2 separate regions of the Homo sapiens genome follow, and region 2 is linked to region 1. The links are chromatin loops, found by intact Hi-C in ENCODE. Cell type or tissue: adrenal gland. All regions are shown on one strand. Links, peaks and the distances in the headings refer to the core of each region. The heading gives the core; the rest is flanking DNA.

Evidence for each region. Hi-C counts contacts between places; a loop is a spot of excess contacts. Peaks named below come from ENCODE experiments on the same cell type or tissue, not always from the same donor. Only the 100,000 strongest peaks of a DNase experiment are listed, where the experiment ranks them.
Region 2: a loop joins it to region 1, with 2.8 times the contacts of the local background. A loop is called at or near these places in 9 of 110 quality-filtered maps.

The regions. Positions count from the first base shown.
Region 1 is chr1:150,529,890-150,535,262 of GRCh38, reverse strand. FALEC (focally amplified lncRNA regulator of ECM1) reads right to left here. Exons shown (of 6, transcript NR_186305.1): 4 at 2,870-3,013; 5 at 2,477-2,606. Among named protein-coding and RNA genes, the nearest start is that of FALEC, 17 kb to the right of the region's middle. RefSeq lists an enhancer at 1,543-2,533. In adrenal gland, for the core only: CTCF peaks have their summits at 2,331 and 2,530; a DNase peak (open chromatin) is centred at 2,442; H3K27ac peaks cover 943 bases.
Region 2 is chr1:150,352,478-150,357,850 of GRCh38, reverse strand. PRPF3 (pre-mRNA processing factor 3) reads right to left here. Exons shown (of 16, transcript NM_004698.4): 16 at 4,618-5,018. The coding sequence ends at 4,872. Among named protein-coding and RNA genes, the nearest start is that of RPRD2, 9.0 kb to the left of the region's middle. In adrenal gland, for the core only: no CTCF peak of the experiment used is centred there; no DNase peak of the experiment used is centred there.

The DNA of each region.
Region 1 (5,373 bases), core at 74-5,073:
CAAAAAGAAAAAAAAATCAAGTTAGAAGATTTGGCATAAAAATACTGTTTGTCAACACAAGTTTGGGTGACTGTGCTCTTATCCCTCAGAGGAAGCCATTTCGAAGGCCTCAGGAGGAAGCTATGCAACAGTCCCAATTGTTCTCAAGCAGAGGAGAGCAGCACTTTGGTTTACCCAAGTGCTGGCCCAGGAGGCCCTCAGCCGCTTTGCATCCTGCCAGGGACCTGTCATCACCAGTCAACTCTGTTCCCCGGCTCGTGGACCCAGATTACTGGGGATCTGAACACCAGGAGGGGCTGGCTGATTGCTGAGAACAGGTGGGTCCTGAAGGCCAGGCCAGAGCCTATTTGTGGGGAGGCAAAGTCAATTCCAGCCAAGATTCTGGAGAGAGTTAGAGAGGACATTTTTTTTTTTTTTTTTTTGAGACAGAGTCTTGCTCTGTTGCCAGGCTGGAGTGCAGTGGCATGATCTCAGCTCACTGCAACCTCCAACTCCCTGGTTCAAGCGATTCTCCTGCCTCAGCCTCCTGAGTAGCTGGGATTACAGCCACGCGCCACCACACCCAGCAAATTTTTGTATTTTTAGTACAGACGGGGTTTCACCATGTTGGCCAGGATGGTCTCGATTTCCTGACCTCATGATCCGCCCACCTTGGCCTCCCAAAGTGCTGGGATTACAGGCTTGAGCCACTGTGCCAGGCTAGAGAGCACATTTCTATCTCAGCCTCCATCTCCTGAGTGGGGGCTGGGGGGGCACAGATACCAGGCATAGTGAGGTGAACTTTGACTGAAAGCAAAATGACCAACCAAGACTTTGGGACTGAACCCTTCATAAGAACTCAGGTCTGAGCAAAGCGATCCTGTTGGGGCCAGCCAGGTGCCTCTTTCTATGAAGGTGCGGGGCTCAGAAGAGCTTGGGGCATGCTCAGAGGACGACAGCGGCTTCAGTGGCCTGGACAAAGGGCATCCCTCTCCAGGGAGTCTCTTGCAGAGCAGTGCAGCCCACACCTGCAGGGCAGCTGCAGCCTCCTTGGGCTCAGGGGAGGTGCCGCCCTCCTGCACCCCACCTCTCCAGGACCAGCTCCTCAGAGTTGAGGCATGTGAGCACAGGTTAGGGGTGGGGTGGGGCCACCTGGGTTAGGATCTGACCCTGGGTTTGTCACTGCCCCACCCTGGCCCAGAAGGCTGAGTTAAGGATGGGAAGGGCCTCCCTGCAGGTTCCTGCCATGCCGAGACTTCAGCACCTTTCTCCCCACGCCATCCTTGTCCACAGTGTTAGTCCTTTACGCCAGATTTTAAAAACAGGTAAAGCACACACAGGATCCACGACACGTCTCCTTCTTCCAGCCTCCCTCTCTCCTCCTCCAAGGCCACATCTGAACATCCTTATTAAAATACCCCATGCATATGGAAGCACAGGTGTCATTATTCACCTTTTTCTATCTTTTTTGGTCACAGAGACTCTGCTGAGAGGCTGATAAAAGCTCTGGGTTCTTAGTGCTTAGGAGTTAGAATCTGAAAAAAACAGGCTGGGCACGGTGGCTCATGCCTGTAATCCCAACACTTTGGGAAGATGAGGCTGGTGGATCACCTGAGGTCAGGAGTTTGAGACCAGCCTGGCCAACATGGCGAAACCTCATCTCTACTAAAAATACAAAAATTAGCCGGGTGTTGTGGCACACCACCTGTAGTCCCAGCTACTCAAGAGGCTAAGGTAGGAGAATCACTTGAACCTGGGAGGCGGAGGTTGCAGTGAGCAGAGATTGCACCACTGCACTCCAGCCTGGGCAACAGAGTGAGACTCCATCTCAAAAAAAAAAAAAAAAAAAAAAAGCTCTGGTTCTCTTCCTAAGATAGGTATACACAAAAAACATTTAGCATAGAGTTTCGGAGTTTCCACACTCGATGTGGCCCATCTTGCCCTACTCAGCAAGGGGTTCAGTTGTGGCTTACAGCAGTGAGGCTGATCTATACTCCATCCCCTCAAGGCCGTCCCTCAACACCCACGGGTGCCCTCTGCTGCAATCCTGACAGGAGCTTGGCAAAGCAGCTCTTCTAAGGCCCTGAAAAAACGGCTGAGGCAGGCTAGCCATTCAGTGCCTTTTTGAATAAAATGAAATCTAAACTCTTGACATGGCCAAGAAGGCCCTTCATGCCTGGCCAGGCGTGAGCCTCCTCCCTGGCCTCATCCCAACGCTATTACTGCTACTCTGGCCACACTGGCCTCTCTGTTCTTTATTGGACATGTCAATCCTGGGCCACCTCAGGGTCTTTGCCGAAGCTGTTCCCCATGCCTGGAAAAGCTCTTCCTCTCTAGTTGCACTGCTGGCTCCTGGCTGCTAGGGTGTCAGCACAGATACCTTCCTCCAAGAAGCAGCATTAGAAAGGGGCATGTGTCCCCACCCCCCAGCACCCTTTTTCTCTGTTGCACCATCTTAGTTTATTTTGCTCAGGGCACTTGCCACTTCTGAAATTACCTTTTTTTTTTTTCCTTAGTCAGTCACTGTTTGTCTTCACCGTTAGGGGGCGAGCTCCACGAAGTCAGTGGCCTTGCCTGTCATCTCCCAGAACAGGGCCTGGCGCACACACTATGCACTCAGTGAATATCTGTGGAATGAAAAAAGGATCATAGTGGAGGTGAGATAAGAATCTTGACTCAATTCTCTGTCCCACCAAGGCGGGTGCTGGCAACCCCTGGCCCCCATTCTAGGCAAAGTTCCTGCCTTTCCCTCATGTCTCTATTGCCGGCCGGCCTGCTCTTTTCCCAGATCTCTGGAGCCACTCCCTCCCAACCAGCATCTAACAAAAACTCTTTTGTGATTTTATGCCTGGGGTATTTCATCTGAGTCAATTGGCTTCTCCAGCCTTACCTCAGCTGAGTCCAAAGGTCTGATCAGTGTTTCCAGTGTAACAGCCAACTCTGTGGTCCCAGGGCTCAGAGCTCCACTCCAGGGGAACGAGGGAACTGACAGAGGACGGTCCAGCCTCTGCTCCCTGCGCTTTCGTTCCTGGGTCTTGTGGAAATAAAGGAAAACCAACTTTAAAAAAGCAAAGGCTGGCCGGGTGCGGTGGCTCATGCCTGTAATCCCAGCACTTTGGGAGGCCGAGGCAGGTGGATCAGGAGGTCAGGAGATCAAGACCATCCTGGCTAACATGGTGAAACCCTGTCTCTACTAAAAATACAAAAAAATTAGCTGGGCGTGGTGGTGGGCACCTGTAGTCCCAGCTACTCGGGAGGCTGAGAGGCAGGAGAATGGCGTGAACCCGGGAGGCGGAGCTTGCAGTGAGCCAAGATCGTGCCACTGCACTCCAGCCTGGGCGACAGAGCAAGGGTGTCAGCCATCTGCACTTGCATTTTGACGGAGCTTCGAAGGCAGGCAGAGGAGTGGGACACCTTTATAGCTGAGGAAAGTGAAGGCTTCAGGTGTGCCCTGATTGGAGGCTGTTGGTGTGGGGAAGCTGCCCGTGCATGGGCTAACTAGAAGCAGGGCATCCTGTGTGCTTGGTTAGGGGTGCATTTTTGGCTTTCCCTGGTTGGTCCTAAAGTGAGGACAAAATTAAGGAAACTGTCAGTTACTAATCAAATTCTGGCCATTTGGGGCTGATTGTTACAGACATTATTGGTTATTGTTTAGCTTCCTGGATTGTCACTAGAGATAGCAATCTGGCTTCTTGCAGGCCTGATTTAGAGCAGGAAGACCTCCCAGGTTAATTGTTGCAGATAATGAGTTAGTTTCCCCAGCAAGTGACCGCAGGCTGTGGGTGAGAGTTGTATTTTTTTTTTTCTTGAGATGGAGTTTTGCTCTTGTTGCCCAGGCTGGAGTGCAGTGGCGAGATCCCGGCTCACGGCAACCTCCGCCTCCCAGGTTCAAGCAATTCTCCTGCCTCAGCCTCCAGAGTAGCTGGGATTACAGGCTAATTTTATATTTTTAGTAGAGACGGGATTTCTCCATGTTGGTCAGGCTGGTCTCTAACTCCCGACCTCGGATGATCCGCCCACCTCGGCCTCCCAAAGTGCTGGGATTACAGGCATGAGCCACTGTGCCCAGCCTAGAGTTGTATTTTAATATATGGTCTGGCCATTGTTCATTTGTATAATCAGTTTCTTAGTGTACAGATCAGTCATTTGGGGATTCTTTCTCCCTTCCCTTAGATGTGTGAATGCCTTGGAATAGTGGAATCATTGAGTATTTCATTTCCTTTGTTCAAGAGCTCTCTACCAAAGGTATTCTCTGTGCAAAGATGGTGACAGATGTGGTAAAAAGAACAGGATGGGGCCAGGCCTGTCCCCAGAGGCTGCAGTGCAGTTAGGGAACTGAGGTGTGTTGTTCCTGAGAACTGCATATGCCACATGACTGGCTCAGAACAGGGGCTTCTGATGAGAGGAATTAGGAAGGCGTTATGGACAGTGTGGTTTCTGGAGTTCCGCTTTGAACCAAAAGCTGGATATCTATAGATGGAAATTGGGAAGGGAAGGGCGAGGGCACTCTTGGAAGGGAATACTCTGAGGAAGGGCGCGGGTGTTGCGGGCCTCCGTTTGGTCACTCGCTCTCTTCTGTGCTCAGTGCTTCGGCCCGTAGAGCCACTGGACACTGGAGACAGTGTGAAGGTGCCTGCTGGGTTGTGACGGCTTCAGTGCGGGGCAAGGCCTGGTGGGAAGAGCCTTTCTTATCAAGATGAGGAGCCTGAATTTGGGCCCTGGGCAGTAAAAATCGCAATAATAACCAGCACTTAGTGAGCACCGGCCTCAGAGAGTCCCTGCAAACCATGAGGCAGTTACTGTTATCATCTCCATTTTACAGATAAGGAAACTGAGGCAGTGATTAAGGAACCTGCATGGGACCACACAGTATCAGAGGGGAGAGAATGATCAGATGTTGTGCTTAGCAAAAAAATTGTCTGTAACTGTGCTCCCCCAGCTGCTGCCTCCCGATTCAAAGTCTTTGTTCTTAAATGTGCGTCCTATTAGTAAGTACCCAGCCGTTACTAAGTACCCAGCATGGCCTCAGCATTTGCATGTATTATCTAACTTAATCTTCACAGCCCTCTGAAATAAGGAACTGGGATTATCATTCCCATTTTACAGAAGAGAAAACTGAGGAGCTAAGTAGCTTCCCTGAGGTGGTGCAGTCCAGGCCCCTGCACATCTACCTCTGTGCCACACTGCCCCTTGTCAATAGGCAGGGATGTAACTGCCCATCAGTCAGGCCCTGATCCACAGCAGTGGATCCAAGAGCTGACCCAAGTTAGGGGCTCTTGTCTTTCTGGATCACCCTTTAAAGAATTTGATGTAAGCTACAGATACTCGCCCCAGAAAAATGCACACACACAGACACACCGCATTTTGCATACTTTAAGAAATTCACAGGCTGGG
Region 2 (5,373 bases), core at 242-5,241, 180 kb after region 1:
GAAACTCCGTCTCAGAAAAAAAAAAAGCCAGCCACGGTGGCTGACACCTGTAATCCCAGTACTTTGGGAGGCCGAGGCGGGTGGATCACCTCAGGTCAGGAGTTCAAGACCAGCCTGGCCAGTGTGGTGAAACCCCATCTCTACTAAAAATATGCAAAACTTAGCTGGGCATGGTGGCAGGTGCCTGTAATCCCAGCTACTCGGGAGGCTGAGGTAGGAGAACTGCTTGAGCCCGGGAGATGGAGGTTACAGTGAGCCGAGATTGCACCACTGCACTCCAGCCTGGGCAATAGAGCGAGACTCCGTCTCAAAACAACAACAACAACAACAACAACAACACCACCTTCATTACTGTAGCTTTACAGTAATTCTCAAAGTTGGGTAATGTCAGTCCTTCAACTCTATTGGATTTTTTTTTTTTCCTTGAGACAGGGTCTCACTCTGTCACCCAGGCTGGAGTGCAATGGTACTTCCCAGGCCCAAGTGATCCTCCCAGCCCAGGTAGCTGGAACCACATGCACATGCCACCATGCCTGGCTAATTTTATTTTTAAATTTTTTGTAGACCGGGTGCAGTGACTCATCGCTGTAATCCCAGCACTTTGGGAAGCCAAGGCAAGAAGATGACTTGAGCTCTGGAGTTGGAGACCAGCCTGGGCAACAAAGTGATACCTCGTCTCTACAAAAAAATTTAAAAACTAGCCAGGTGTGGTGGCATGTGCCTGTAGACTCAGCTACTCGGGAGGCTGAGAGGTGGGAGGATTGCTTGAGCCTGGGACGTCAAGGCAGCAGTGAGCTGAGAACATGCCACACCACTCCAACCTGGGCAACAAAGCGAGACCTTGTCTCAAAAAAAAAATAAAAATAAAAAAAGTTGCAGAGATGGGATCTCCCTATGTTGTCCAGGCTGGTCTCAATGATCTTCCAGCCTCGGTCTCCCAAGGTGCTGAGATTACAGGCATGAGCCACCACATCCAACCAGAACTGACATCTTTACAATACTGTCTTCCTACCATGAATGTGACATACCATTGCATTTATTTAGTTTTTTTTTTATTAGAGTTTTGTAGTTTTCTTCATATAGATCTTACATATATTTGGATTTATCCCTAAGTATTCCACTTCCTTTTGGTGCTAATGTAAATGGAATTGCTTTTAATTTCAAATTCTACTTGTTCATTACTCGTATACAGGAGAGCGACTGATTTTTGTATTGTAACCTTATATCCTGCAACCTTACTATAATCATTTATTAATTCCAGCCAAAGGGTTTCTAAAACTCTTTCCAATGAAAATAAAAAATGAAAAAAATGACTCTTCCAAAACTAATAACTGCCGTTAACTAAAGGTATTCAAAAAGGACTGGAAATAGATGAAATTACCAAAATTCACAAAGTTTTTGTTTTTTTTTTTTTTGAGATGGAGTCTTGCCCTGTCGCCCAGGCTGGAGTGCAGTGGCGCGATCTCGCTTACTGCAACCTCCGCCTCCTGGGTTCAAGTGATTCTCCTGCCCCAGCCTCTCGAGTAGCTGGGATTACAGGCGCGCGCCTCCATGCCCAGCTAATTTTTGCATTTTTAGTAGAGACGGGGTTTCAACATGTTGGTCAGGCTGGTCTCGAACTTCTGACCTCGTGATCCGCCCGCCTTGGCCTCCCAAAGTGCTGAGATTACAGGCATGAGCCACCGCGCCCAGCTCACAAAGTATTTTCAGTGATAACAGCATCCCCAGGTAAGAACTATCCTGAGAATAACATTCATTTGAAAGAACATATCTGTCCCTACCTCTTTATTGTACAAATGAGGCAATATACACTTAGTGGCTCAGTTTGGTCTGTACTCAAACAAATCTGGGTTCAAATCAAGCTCTACAACTTACTAAGTCATAAACTTGGGCAAATTATTTACTCTAAGCCTCAGATTCCTCACCTCTAAAATGCATATCTCTTATAAGTTTGTAAGGAGAAATAAGGAGGTAATGCTTGAGAAAATTTAACAACAATTAACACCTGGAGGCACAGAGAGACGAGTGATATACTCAAGACAAGTTTGAGTCTCATTATGGGTACATTACAATAAACTATAGCATATTGTAATATAAATATTTCTTTTAGATCTTATGCAATCAATTCATTTTTGAAGTAGTGTATAAATTATTTACACATATACTTGTAACAAATCCTTTAACAGAACAAAAACACTCATTTTTATGACAATGAATTTTTCCCCTGCATTTGCTTAAATCAAGAAATACTAAAATAGCTAGTTCAATTCTCTAGCTCCCAAGTTTCATAGATATAATTACTAGTAAGCACTCAAAATCTTCATTGCTGTGTCCTGGTAAGCTAGAGTTATTTCAAAGATTTCATCCTGTACCATCCTTCAGATGATGAGCCTCACTCATCTGGGTTAGTTTGCTTTTCTCTTTTTTTTTGAGATGGAGTTTTGCTCTTGTTGCCCAGGCTGGAGTGCAGTGGTGCGATCGTGGCTCAGGGCAACCTCTGCCTCCTGGGTTCAAGCAGTTCTCCTGCCTCAGCCTCCCGAGTAGCTGGGATTACAGGCATGCACCACCACGCTCGGCTAGTTTTGTATTTTTAGTAGAGATGGGGTTTCTCCATGTTGGTCAGGCTGGTCTCAAACTCCAGATCTCAGGTGATCCACCGACCTCAGCCTCCCAAAGTTCTGGGATTATAGGCGTGAGCCACTGCGCCCAGCCGTGCTTATCTCTTTTTTTGGCTTTTTTCTTTTGAGACGGAGACTGGCTCTGTCGTCAGGCTGGAGTGCAGTGGCGCGATCTCGGCTCACTGCAACCTCCGCTTCCCAGGTTCAAGTGATTCTCCTGCCTCAGCCTCCGAAGTAGCTAGGACTACAGGTACGTGCCACAATGCCAGCTAATTTTTGTATTTTTAGTAGAGACAGCGTTTCACCATATTGGCCAGGATGGTCTCAATCTCTTGACCTCGTGATCCACCCGCCTCGGCCTCCCAAAGTGCTGGGATTAGAGGCGTGAGCCATCACTCCTGGCCTTTTTTTTTTTTTTTTTTGAGAAGGAGTTTTGCTCTCGTCGCCCAGGCTGGAGTGCAGTGACACGATCTTGACTCACTGCAACCTCCGCCTTCTGGGTTCAAGCAATTCTCCTGCCTCAGCCTCCTAAGTAGCTGGGATTACAGGTGCCCACCACCACACCCAGCTAATTTTTTGTATTTTTAGTAGAGATGGGGTTTCACCATGTTGGGCAGGCTGGTCTCGAATTCCTGACCTCAGATGATCTGCCTGCCTCGACCTCCCAAAATGCTGGGATTACAGGCAGGAGCCACCAAGCTCAGCTTGCTTATCTCTAAAAAAGGAGAATCCTTTGAGCTGGAGCTCAAAAAAATTAAAATCAGGCCAGGCGCGGTGGCTCACACCTGTAATCCCAGTACTCTGGGAGGCCGAGGTGGGCAGATCACGAGGTCAGGAGATTGAGACCAGCCTGGCCAATATGGTGAAACCCCATCTCTACTAAAAAATACAAAAATTAGCTGAGTGTGGTGGCGTGCGCCTGTAGTCCCAGCTACTCGGGTGGCTGAGGCAGGAGAATTGCTGGAACCTGGGAGGTGGAGGTTGCAGTGAGCCGAGATCACACCACTGCACTCCAGCCTGGCGACAGAGCGAGACTCGGTCTAAAAACAAAAAACAAAAAAAAAAAAATTAAAATTAAGAAGGAGAGAAGTTGCACTAGTTTTACCTCAAAGCCCTGTGTGGTCCCCTATCTCTTCCCACCTCCTTGATGGTAGTGCTCCCTAATACTACCTTAAAGTTGGAACTCTGACCAGGACCTGAAATACAGATTTTTTTTTTTAAAGGGGGTTAATTTTATAACACAGAATGTTTTAACTTTTTGTCAAACATCCATTCTCCAATACCAATTCATAGCATGCTCCACCTAGCAAGAAGGTATGGGAGCTCTATTGACTTGTTTGATCCATTCCCAACAGAGGCAATATGAAACGGAAGGATAGGTATGGTAAAAATTTTGGACTTCAAATACTCCTAAAATCAAACCAGAAACATTAAATGCTGAAATAAAACCACCCACATGTAGTCGGATTCATAGATAGAAAAAAAAAAAAAAAAACTACACAATTTCTATTAGAAGCGGATTTTTAAACTAGTAAAAGAGACAAAATGGGCTAAATTCTTAAATCCTATTCCACTTTACAAACTGACCCATAGCATCCTCCTTGGACTTTCCCTGTGTCCATTTCACCCACAACACACATTCCCACATATGCATCCCTTAGAGGAACTGATTTCCTGGAAAGACTACTTAGCCAAGTCCTGAGGTAATCTGTCTAACCTGGTGATTCTCTTGGTTAAGGGATGGATACTCATTTGTCCCTCCTTCCTCCCTTACCACTTTACACATCTCCCTGCTTCATTCTGCTCCAGGAAAACAGTATTTATCATTCTAGCTCCAGGATGAGATCAAACATTTCCACTAGACTTCAAAAATACACATCCATCTATCCATCCATCCATTCATCCATTTATATATATAAATAAATGTCAATGACAAAAAATGTTTTTTTCCACAGCAATTGCTAAAAGTCCGGAAAAAAGATCACCTGTAGACCCAAACTCTAATACTTACGAATGTGTGAAAAATATCACACCAAGTTTAAAAATAACTCTTTAATCATATGCACATAAGGGGAATAAAGGGCAACACCAGGCTGACTCAGGAGGGGAGCAAGATATTCTCCCTTTGTCCCAGTGTCTGCTTGGCACAGTTCTGAGATCACACAAACAAGTGGGAGGGGGTTGGGAAATAGAATAAGTGAGAGGACTGAAGAGACAAAGGCAAGGGAGGAGAGGCAAGGGCTTGCAGTAGTCTCAATCAGTGGACTCTAACACAGATTCACTCAGCGCAAGGTCCCAGTAGTGTTCAGCCCCATGCTTTTTGAAATGCTCACGAGCCATGTTCTCTGTAGGACACTGTTTAAACTTCATCTCTCCAAAGCTCCGGTCTTTGGCTGTACCCTAGAAAAGAGATATATAATAAAAACACTTCAATTTCTTATTTAAATCAGATAATATTCTTTTATAAGAAGACCTAGTAACATTTGTGAGACATGTGCCCAGCTGAACGTGATTTTATGGTTAAAAAAAAATTGTGACCTCCATTTCCTTGGATATTTGTGTTTTTCTGAGACAGAGTCTCGCTCTGTCGCCCAGGCTGGAGTGCAGTGGCACGATCTCGGCTCACTGCAAGCTCCGCCTCCCGGGTTCACACCATTCTCCTGCCTCAGCCTCTGGAGTAGCTGGGACTACAGGCGCCCGCTACCACGCCCAGCTGATTTTTTGTATTTCTAGTAGAGACGGGGTTTCACCGTGT